Regions from separate parts of the Homo sapiens genome. Here region 2 is linked to region 1. A link is a contact called in ENCODE Hi-C data. All regions are on one chromosome and are shown on one strand. Each heading gives the region's core, a stretch centred on a gene start or an enhancer-like site at or near the end of the contact. The rest is flanking DNA. Distances are from core to core; before and after follow the strand shown.

Region 1 (5,601 bases), core at 1,027-3,526:
TGGTTGCTGTTACTCCCACTCCAATAACCGAGGAAGCCCTACCAACCTGGTGAGGACTAAATTCACCTTTTTTCCCTTGCCCAAATGCCTATGTATGAGGCTTGGGGAATCCTGCCCGAGAAACCATAAAATCTCATCAGATGAGTTTTATTACTCTTATATAATGAGGCTCACTTTCCAACCTGACTCTGGTACAGCATCACATGACAGCAGATGCTGAAGGAAATTATTTTACCCCAAAATATACTTCTTTGACATGTTTTGAAGTGGCTGCCACAGGGGCAACAGATTGAAATGGATAGCCCCGCAAAGCTATCTTTAGTGGGAAAATTTGCATCTGCAGCGAATCTCCATTAATGTAGCCAGACCTCCTTTGTTCTAAGCCTTTCTTAGGTCTGGAAGAGACAGCCAGCCTGACGCGCGGTGGCTCACGCCTGTAATCCCAGCACTTTGGGAGGTAGAGGTGGGTGGATCACCTGAGGTCAGGAAGTCAAGACCAGCCTCAGCAACATGGTGAAACCCCATCTCTACTAAAAATACAAAAATTAGCCAGGCGTGGTGGCGGGCGCCTGTAGTCCCAGCTACTCAGGAGGCTGAGGCAGGAGAACTGCTCAAACCTGGGAGGTGGAGGTTGCAGTGAGCTGAGATCACGCCACTGCACTCTAGCCTGGGCGACAGAGCAAGACTCTCTCTAAAAACAAAAACAAAAACACAAAAACCCAAAAAACTGAAAACAGACATTTACCATCTATTCTGAGAGTTGCCAACTAAGAGGCTTCATCTACATAATAAGAACTTTGATCTACGCAATCCCCTTAACTCTGGCATGCTTCTGATTCCAGTCTTCAGGCAGTAGCTTAAGTCTCTCAACCAACTGTCCACTAAAGAATCCCTAAGTGCCCCCATGAGGTGTAAACCCTTTGGAGATATACCAGCTTTTTGGGAGGAACCCGTGTATATCTTTCTCTTATTGATTTATGATTTTCTTTTTGGAGGCAGGATCTCGCTGTGTTACCCAGGCTAGCGTGCAGTGCAGCCAACATAGCTGGTTACAGCCTCCACCTCCTGGACTCAACTGACTGGGCCTCCCAAGTAGCTGAGGCCACAGGCATGGGACACCACGCCCCGCTAATTTTTTTATTTTTCTAATTTCATGTAGAGACAGGGTCTTGCTGTGCTGCCCAGGCTGCTCTGGAACTCCTGGCCTCCCAAAGTGCTGGGACTACAGGCATGAGCCACACTGCTCAGCCTGATTTATGACTTTACCTGAAATTCCTGTCTCCCTGAATTGTATAAAATTAACCTGCAAGCCTGACCATCTCGGGCACTTTCACAGGACCTCTTGAGGCTGAATAACCTGGGCCACAGTCACTCATACTGACTAGGAATAAACCTTTTTAAATATATTTTGGCAGAACCCGGATTTTGCCGTCATTAGCAAGGCCCCAGGGAAGAGGCCACCTGGGTCCCCACAGCCACCTCACCTCCCGCGGACGCTGCCCCACGCAGATCCCCCCCCCCCCCCACCAAAACACGTCTAGACGTGCCCGTGCGAGGACATTTGGTCCCGGCCTACACTCCTATCCGCGGAAGATCGTCCCAAGGCGGGGTGCTCCCAACCCAAAGCAGCGGCCCTTCCCCAAAACACGCGGGCGAAGTCCTCCCCTGTCCCGCCTCCCACAATAAAGTCTGGAGCATCAGAGTCGGAGGGAACCCGAGTCGGACCTAGCCCATCCGTCTCATGGCTGTAACCCCCACCCCACCAGTGGACCCTGGCTGTGGCCGAGTCCCCCTCCACCTCCGGCCAAAAGACCCCCGTGGCAGCTCGCTAGGCCGCTGGCCCGTCCCCACCCGAGGAGCGGCGACCCTGGCACAAGAGGACCTGGGTTGCTCGGCGCCCCTGTGAAATCCGGGCTGTTCACCGCCCGAGCCGCCACTACACGCAACCGGGAACGGAGACTGAGTGGCGGCCCAGACCCGGGGCGCTCGGCAAGCCGCAGCCCCACCGCCCACTTCAAGGCGCGGCCTGGGTCTCCGCCCCTCCCCAGAACGCGGAGACGCCGGGCCTGGAGGAGCGCGCGCTACGGCCCCAGCAGCGCCCTCACGTCCCAGGCCTTCCCGGCCCTTCTTCCTGCGCCGGAAGGGCGCGCTGCAGAGAGGGACCCGCAGGAGCGCAGCTCACCGGGGCGGCTGAGGGCGAACCGAGGCGGTGAGGTCACCGATGGTGGACCACGCATCTCACGGCTCGCTGACGCCCAGGGATCTGGAACGCTCTGCGCCGCCCGGGACTACACTACCCAGAATCCTCAGCGCGGCCGGGACTACGCTACCCAGCATCCTCGGCGCGGCCCGGAGGCTATGCGACCCTGCGCGTCGCATCCCCTCGGTGGACTACACTCCCCAGAGTCCTCGGGAGTCGTCCAGGTACACGCCCCAGAATATTGGTCATAGCGGTCCACCCGGGACTGCGCGACCCGGAATCCTTGGAAGGACTTCTCGGAAGGACTCCTCTCTGACAGGTGGGGCGAGCCTATGGTCGTTTGGACGTGGAGGGATCCTTTCAGAACCGGCGATTTCTTTTATTTAGGTAGCCCTATACATACATTAAGCATATTTTCCCATTTCTATGATATAGGTAAATAATTTTCCCACTGTCTTTTGATTATGGGTATGTCTTTTTTTTTTCTTTTGTTTCTTTTTTTTGCTATGTAGTACTTTTGATCTCTGATTTTCCTACGGATTTTGTGGTTTTATCATTCACATTTAGATCTCTCAATGGTTTAATTTTTCTCCAGGTACACACTGTAAATATACAATTATTTTTAAAATTTTCTAATATTTTATTAATTTCCCATTAAATTTATTAAAAATATAGTCTTTTACCAAATAATTTAAGGTTTCAGCTACATAATTCAGTATACTCAATTTACATTTGCATTTCAATTTCTAATTGTTCCCCCATTTATCTAATTATGCATCAATGCCAGAATTCTTTCATTATGTAGGGTGTATAATATGCTGATATCTTTTGTGGCTTGCCAAACCACGTAGACTTTATATTTCAGGCCTTTACTAGGTATACTTGCTGTTTGCTTTTTCTCTTTTGGTTTTTAAATTTTTAATTATTCTGGATAAATATTAGTTGTACATATTTATAGGGTACATGTTATGTTTTGATACAGGCATACAGTGTTTAATGGTCAAATGAGGGTGATTGGGGTATCCATCCCCTCAAGCATTTAGCATTTCTTTGTTTTAGGAAGTTTCCAATTCTCTCTTATTTTTAAATATATAGTAAAATTGTTCTTAACTATAGTCACTGTATAGTGCTACCAACTACTAGATCTTATTCATTCTAACTGTATTTTTGTATCGATTAACAAGTCCCTCTTTATCTCCTCTACCCACCATCCTTCCCAGCCTCTGTTAACTATCTCATTCTACTCTCCATCTCCATGAGTTCACGTTTTTAGCCCCACAAATGAGTGAGCACATGTGATATTTGTCATGCTGTGCCTCATTTCGCTTAACATAATGTCCTCCATTTTCATACATGCTATTGAAAATGACAGAATTTCATTCTTTTAATGACTGGCTAATATCCCATTGTGTTAATGTACCACACTTTCCTTATCCATTCATCTGTTGATAGACACTTTGATTCTATATCTTTACTATTTTGGATAGTGCTGTAGTAAACATGAGAGTGCAGATATATCCTTGAAATACTGATTTCCTTTCTTTTGGATATATACTCAGCAGTGGGATTGCGGGATCATGTATATATTTATTAATTCTTTTGAGGAACCTCCATACTGCTCTCCATAGTGGTTGTACTAATTTACATTCCTAACAACAGTGTATGAGGGTGTATCCACACCCTCACCAGTATTCACTATTGCCTGTCTCTTGAATAAAAGCTATCTTGACTGGGGTGACATTATATCTCATTGCGGTTTTGATTTACATTTCTCTGATGATTAGTGGCATTGAGCATTTTTTTTCATACACTTGTTGGCCGTTCATATATCTTATTTTGAGAGATGCCTATTCAGATCTTTTCTCCATTTAAAATATCAGATTGTCTTTTTCCTATTGAGTTGTTTTAGCTCCTTATATATATTCTGGCAATTACTTTCTTTTCAGATGGATAGTTTGCAAATTTTTTCTCCCATTCTGTGGATTGTCACTTCACTTTGTTGATTGTTTCCTTTGCTTGCAGAAGATTTTTATGTGATGTGGTCTCATTTGTCCACTTTTGCTTTAGGTGCTTGTGCTTTTGCAGTCTTACTCAAGAAATCTTTGTCCACACCAATGTCCTGGAGTGTTTCCCCAATGTTTTTTTCTAGTAGTTTTATAGTTTCAGGTCTTAGATTTACCTTTAATCCATTTTGATTTGATTTTTATATGTGGTGAGGGGATTGCTTTAGATTTCATTCTTCTGCAAATGGATATCCAGTTTTTGCAGTGCCATTTATTGAAATGACTGTCTTTCCCCAATGTAAGTTCTTTGCACCTTTGTGGGATATAAGTTGAACTATAAATGTGTGGATTTATTTCTGGGCTCTCCACTCTGTTCCATTGGTCTGTGTGCCTGTTTTTATGCCAGCATTTTGCTGTGTGGATTACTATAGTTTGCATAATTTGAAGTCAGGTAATGTGATTCCTCCAGCTTTATTACTTTTGTTCAGGATGGCTTTGGCTATTTTGGATCTTTCATGGTCCCATATAAATTTTAGGATTAATTTATCTATTTCTGTGAAGAATGTCATTGATATTTTGATTGGGATTGCATTGAATCTGTAGACAAGGTGGAATGGACATTTTAATAAGATTAATTCTTCTAGTCCAAAAACACGGACTATCTTTCCATTTTTTGTATCCTTTTCAATTTCTCTCATCAATGTTTTATAGTTTTTGTTGTAGAGATCGTTCACATCTTTGGTTGATTTTATTCCTAGCTATTTTATTTTATTTGTAACTTTTATAAACAGGTTACTTTCTTGATTTCTTTTTCAGATTGTTTGTTGTTGGCATATAGAAATGCCACCCATTTTTGTATGTTGATTTTGTATCCTGAAACTTTACTGAATTTCTTAATCAATTCTAATGTTTTTTGGCTGAAGTCTTTAGGTTTAACTAAATATAGGATCATATCATCTGCAAACAAGGATAACTTCACTTCTTCCTTTCTAATTTGAATACCTTTTATTTCTTTGTCTTCAGTAATTGCTCTAGCTAAGATTTCCTAGTACTACGTTGAATAAAAGTGTGGAATGTGGGAATCTTTGTCTTCTTCCAGATCTTACAGGAAAGGCTTTCAATTTTTCAGTATGATACTAGCTGTGGGTTTGTCACATATGGTTTTTATAATATTGAGGTATATTCCTTTTACACCGAGTTTTTTTTTTTTTTGAGTGTTTATTATGAAGGGATGTTGAATTTTACAAATGCTTTTTTGGTATCCATTGAGATGATCATATGGTTTTTGTCTTTTGTTTTTTTGATATGATATATCACATTTATTGAATTACATATATTGAGCCATCCTTGCATTCCTGGGATGAATTCCACTTGGTCATGATGAGTAATCACTTTAAT
Region 2 (5,601 bases), core at 877-3,376, 260 kb after region 1:
GAAATGTTCTACCCCCAGATTTCTGCAGAACTGGTTTCAAATTCCTACTCCTCAAAGAGATTTTCTTAAATAACTGAACCTAAACTGACCTTTCCTCTTTCTCCTTCTTTCCTACAGCCTATCCTCTAGTCATTCCTTATCACATTCTGTTTTATTTTTATGCCATTTTTCTTTGCTTTCAGAAGTTATCACACCTTAGAAGTCCACAGAAGAGTTTGTGTATCTTGATTACTATCTGTAACAGAAGCTATGCATTCTTCACTCCTATCTCTAAAGGCTGCTCTGGAAATCACCTGCAACTTCAGTTGTTGTTTCTCTTATATTCTAAAGAGCTTTCTATCTCAACATCTCTCAGCCTGAGGCCATTCTCTGAGTATTATTCCTAGCAGACAAGAAATGCCAGGAAGTTAAGGGCTCAAGGTATTAGGATGGTGCAAAATTAACTGTGGGTTTTGCTATTAACACAACCTTTAGTCCATAGATAAAATCAGGAAATTACTATGTACACGGCTCCTTCATTCCTCAGGTGGCCAATTATAAAGGTGTGTTCGACGTCTTTCACAGTCTCCAGCATGACTGAACCCTAGTTGCCCACAGTAGAAACCAGCTTATTCATGTGCACTTCATTGCCTTTCATTTCTCTATCTATTTTGTTGTTAAATAAAACAAAATCACACCCACTTCCCTGTCCCCAGTGCCTGACTGGACTCATCATACATACTATTGTCCTCTTCCCTCCTCTTTGTTTTCACCATTTTCCTTCCCCACTGGCTTGTCTTGTCTCCACTAATAATCTTCTTTCTATAACTTCCTTCTCTAAGCCATATGCTTTTATCTCTCACCAATGCCCTGGATCACTGTCTTGAAGGTGGTTATCTCCACACGGCCTTTTTGTCTCCAAGTTTCGATAACTAATACTGCCCTTCATCCCTTCAGGCCTAGAGAAGGTAACAGTTGCAGGGTACATACAGAATTATCCCTTTTGGTTTATCTATACACTATCCACAGCTTTTAATTTACTCTTTTATTATATTCTATTCAAATTAAACAACTTAAGTGTATTGTGCATTTTCCCTAGTACACTGATAGGTACCATTTGTACATTCAGGTTTTAGTGTATATTCAAAGAGCGATTTTCCTTTCTTTCTTCCTATGAGATTTTTCACTTATTTCTTGAAATTGGCTTAAAGAATACAGCATATCCAGGTTTTAGGAGAAAAGAGACTCAGCCCTAAAAACAATAATATTTTGCTATGCACTAAATTCACAAGAACAATTTTTCTTTATCTATTTCTGCTTCTTTTTTAATTCCTAGAGAAACAACTTTTTGTCTGATATCTCCTCTTTCTTCAGAAACCTTATTTTTGTTATAGCTCAAAGTAAAGCTCTCGGGCTTCTCTTTTGGAGGCAAACCTTCTCTTTGGAGTAGCATAAAGACATAGTACTCTTATTTACTTCTCTTCAGTTTTATTTTATTTTATTTTATTTTATGAGGAATTAAATGTATAGAGTGAAATATACACATATTCAAGGTATAAACCCAAGTGACACACATCTTAATCTGAACACAAAACATTTCTTTCACCTCATAAACTTCTCTCATACCGCTTTCCAGTCAGTATTGCTGCAACATAAGGCAACTGGTGATGTGGTTTCTATCACCATAAGTTAGTTCTGCCAGTTCTTGAACTTCATATAAATGAAACCATAGCGCATGTAATCTTTGGGTCTAGCTTCTTTCACTCAGTGTAGTTTTTGAAATTTGTCTGTTGCTGTGTGTCTTGATAGTTTGTTCTCTTTTGTTACTGAACAGTGTTGAGTAAAAGAGTCAAACTCTGTAAAATATTTGAAGAGATTTATTCTGAGTGAAATATGAGTGACCATGGCCTATGACACAGCCCTCCTCAGGAGACCCTGAGAAAATGTTCCCAAGGTGGTTGGGGTTTAGGTTGATTTTATATATTTTAGAGTGTTGAAACACACTAAATATGTCCTGAGAAGGACTCCATACTTCTATATTTGAATCTTTGTGGACAAACTGCAACCTAACTTAATAGGTAGACAAGGTTGAAAAACCTAACTTAGGAGTATGCACCTGTAACAATAGCTGAGTGTAGGCCAATCCCAGCAACCATACTTCAACCACTCTTACACTACTGAGTGTTCAAACTGTGCTCAACTAAGGCAAATGCTAAGCTGTAACCAATTCAGTTGTTTCTGTACCTCACCTCCAATTTCTGTACCTCATTTCCCTTTTTATGTCTATAAATCTTTCACCACGTGGCTGTGCTGAAATCTCTCTGAATCTGCTGTGATTCCAGGGACTGCCCTATCATGAATTGTTGATTGTTGAATTGAACTTCTTTAAATTTAATTCAGCTGAAGTTTTTCTTTTAACAGATGGTGTCAGAAGTAGGATCTGAAGAAGAGACTTAACAATCCCCAGGAGTGCTGAGTGAACAAGCAAGGTACCTGCAAGGACCTACTTTTGTCCCTTGATCTCTCAAAGTGGCTGGGGATCATGGGTAAGTTCTCTCAGATTTCAGAACTCCATGGATTTGTGTTTGGAATTCTCTGAGTTTCTCTGAACAAATTTGTGATCCAAACAGTTTGAAAGTTAGGACAGAAACTGAACTAGGTCCAGGATCAGATTTGATCTGGTAATTAACTGACTTGGATCCAGCTGGAGGCCTCTCTCTCTCTCTCTTTTTTTTTTTTTTTTTTGAGACGGAGTCTTTCTCTGTCACCCAGGCTGGAGTAGAGGGGCAAGATCTAGGCTTACTGCAACCTCTGCCTCCTGTGTTCAAGAAATTCCCCTGCCTCAGCCTCCCGAGGAGCTGGGATTACAGGTGCCCACCACCATACCCAGCTAATTTTTGTATTTTTAGTTGAGACACGGTTTCAACATATGGGCCAGGCTCATCTTGAACTCCTGACCTCAAGTGATCTACCCACCTAGGCCTCCCGAATTGCTGGGATTACAGACGTGAGCCACCATGCCTGTCCCAGTTAGAGGCCCCTTACCTTTGGCTGAGACAGAAAGAAAATGTTAGTAAATGGTAATATTGCAGTGGTTGTAAAATTTGGCTTTTAGAAATGCACAGGGATTCTTGAGTTCTACACCTTCATTTCATTTTTCTTGTGTAGTTAGGTAGAAAAAAAATTATTGGCTAAGTCAATCAAGGGAACCGAAGAGTAAAGCCAATATCTTAGGTAAAAATAGGATCCTTAATTTTTGAAAGTCTGAGTTTCTTCCACCTTTTTATTTTTTATTTTATTTATTTATTCATTATTATTATTTTGAGATGGAGTCTCTCTCTGTCACCCAGGCTGGAGTGCAGTCACGCAATCTCAGCTCACTGCAAGCTCTGCCTCCCAGGCTCAAGCGATTCTCCTTCCTCAGCCTCCCAAGTAGCTGGGATTACAGATGCGTGCCACCACACCCAGCTAATATTTTGGATTTTTAGTAAAGACAGGTTTTCACCGTGTTAGCCACGATGGTCTCAATCTCCTGACCTTGTGATCCGCCCGACTCAGCCTCCCACAATGCTGGGATTACAGGTGTGAGCCACTGCACCCGGCCTAAAGAAACAGAATTTTATTAATTTATCAGCTGAGTTAGCATTACAGTTGCTAACTCAGTAACTGAGTAAACATCACAATGGCTTACGAAGCATTTGCCATTGTTTGAGGTTGCAGTGAGGACAACATGAAATACCTGATGAAAAACCTTCACAAAACCTGGTCTCTTTCCAACAGCTTAGCTATGTGAGAATAGCTTTTATAACATGACAACTCTAAAAATAAAACCATTTTAAAGTTAAAGCTGTCCTTCCAGTTGCTGTTTCAAACTTTATCCCAAGAACTGAGGTGTCGTTCAGTAAAAGGCAACTACAGCCTTCTCAGGAGTAAGGCTAAGTACTTGTTTTATGTTTTCTGGTGATGAAGTTATTTCTTGTCTTTGAGTTTACAGTGACAGCTATAAAAGTGATTGTCAATAGTATTAGTATAATTTAATTTCTAATAGAATGTGTTTTCCATGTATGTTTTAGTCAGAGCTATGATTTTCTTAATAATACCAGAACTTGTTTTGTGCTCTGTGATGATGATATTAGTGATCTGTACTCTCAGCAGTATTTTACAGTACTTCAGACTATTAATACACTAATCTGTGTTTTTGGCTGGGTGCTGTGGCTCATGCCTGTAATTCCAGCACTTTCGGAGGCTGAGACTGGTGGATCACTCAAGCTCAGAAGTTCGAGACAAGCCTGAGCAACATTGTGAAACCCCCTCTTTACTAAAAATACAAAAATTAGTTGGGCGTGGTGGTGGGCACCTGTAATCCCATCTACTTGGGAGGCTGAGACAGGAGAATTGTTTGAACCCAGGAGGCGGAGGTTGCAGTGAGCTGAGATCACACCATTGCACTGCAGCCTGGGCAAAAAGACGGAAACTCCATCTCAAAGGAAAAAAAAAAGAGTAAATAGTAAGATCGGGCATGGTGGCTCATGCCTGTAATCCTAGCACTTTGGGAGGCTGAGGCAGGTGGATCACCTGAGGTCGGGAGTTCTAGACCAGCCTGACCAACATGGAGAAACCCCGTCTCTACTAAAAGTAGAAAATTAGCCAGGCTACGTGGTGCATGCCTGTAATCCCAGCTGCTAGGGAGGATGAGGTAGGAGAATCGCTTGAACCCGGGAGGTGGAGGTTGCAGTAAGCCATGATCACTCCATTGCACTCCACCCTGGGCAACAAGAGCGAAACTATGTCTCAAAATAAAATAAAATAAAATGAAGAGTGCATAGTATTCCTTTATGTGTGTGTGTGTATGTATGTGTGTATGTGTGTGTATATATATATATATATATATATATATATATATATATATATCACATTTTCTTTATCCTTTCATCCTATGCTGGCCTCCAAGGTTGCTTTCATATCTTAGCTATTATGGATAATGCTGCAGTGAATATGGTAGTGCAGTTATCTCTTCAGTATGCTGATTTCAATTCCTTTAGCTATACACACATAGGTGGGATTGCTGGAACATACAGTAATTCTATTTTTAATTTCTGATGAATCTCCATGTTATTTTCCTTAATGGCTCTATTAATTTACGTTGGGAAATAAATTCCTTTTTTTTTTTTTTGAGATGGAGTCTTGCTCTGTTGCCCAGGCTGGAGTGCAGTGGTGTGATCTAGGCTCACTGCAAGATCCACCTCCTGGGTTCACACCATTCTCCTGCCTCAGCATACCGAGTAGCTGGGACTACAGGTGCCCACCACCTGCCTGGCTAATGTTTTTTGTATTTTTAGTAGAATGATGTTGGGAATGGACTGGTTTATTCAATAAATCGTGTTACGTACATTGACTAATAGTGTGTAGGATTGAAGTTATATTTACTGAATTCTTTACATTAAGGTATAGTCAAAACAGACTGAATAATTAAATGTAAAAATGATCTGGAGAAAACCTTCTCGTTGTGTTTTGTTTTGTTTTTTTGAGATGGAGTCTCACTCTGTCATCCAGGCTGGAGTGTAGTGGGGCGATTTTGACTGACTGCAACCTCAGTTTCCCAGGTTCAAGTGATACTCCTGC

What was found. A loop is a pair of places that touch in the nucleus more often than their neighbours do. Pooled maps may share reads with other maps.
Region 2: a loop to region 1 is called in a map of PC-9, with 7 times the contacts of the local background. The contact joins the promoter of LINC01733 here to the promoter of ZNF337 in region 1. A Hi-C loop is called at or near these places in 2 of 168 maps with a recorded cell type or tissue (Caco-2 and PC-9) and 2 of 50 pooled maps.

Annotation. Positions count from the first base shown.
Region 1 is chr20:25,694,577-25,700,177 of GRCh38, forward strand. It overlaps ZNF337 (zinc finger protein 337), which reads right to left and starts at 2,277. Exons shown (of 5, transcript NM_015655.4): 1 at 2,183-2,277. LOC107985400 (a long non-coding RNA gene) reads left to right here and starts at 2,465. Exons shown (of 2, transcript XR_007067557.1): 1 at 2,465-2,587. RefSeq lists an enhancer at 1,681-1,790.
Region 2 is chr20:25,953,686-25,959,286 of GRCh38, forward strand. It overlaps LINC01733 (long intergenic non-protein coding RNA 1733), which reads left to right and starts at 2,127. Exons shown (of 4, transcript NR_110003.1): 1 at 2,127-2,184; 2 at 2,401-2,525.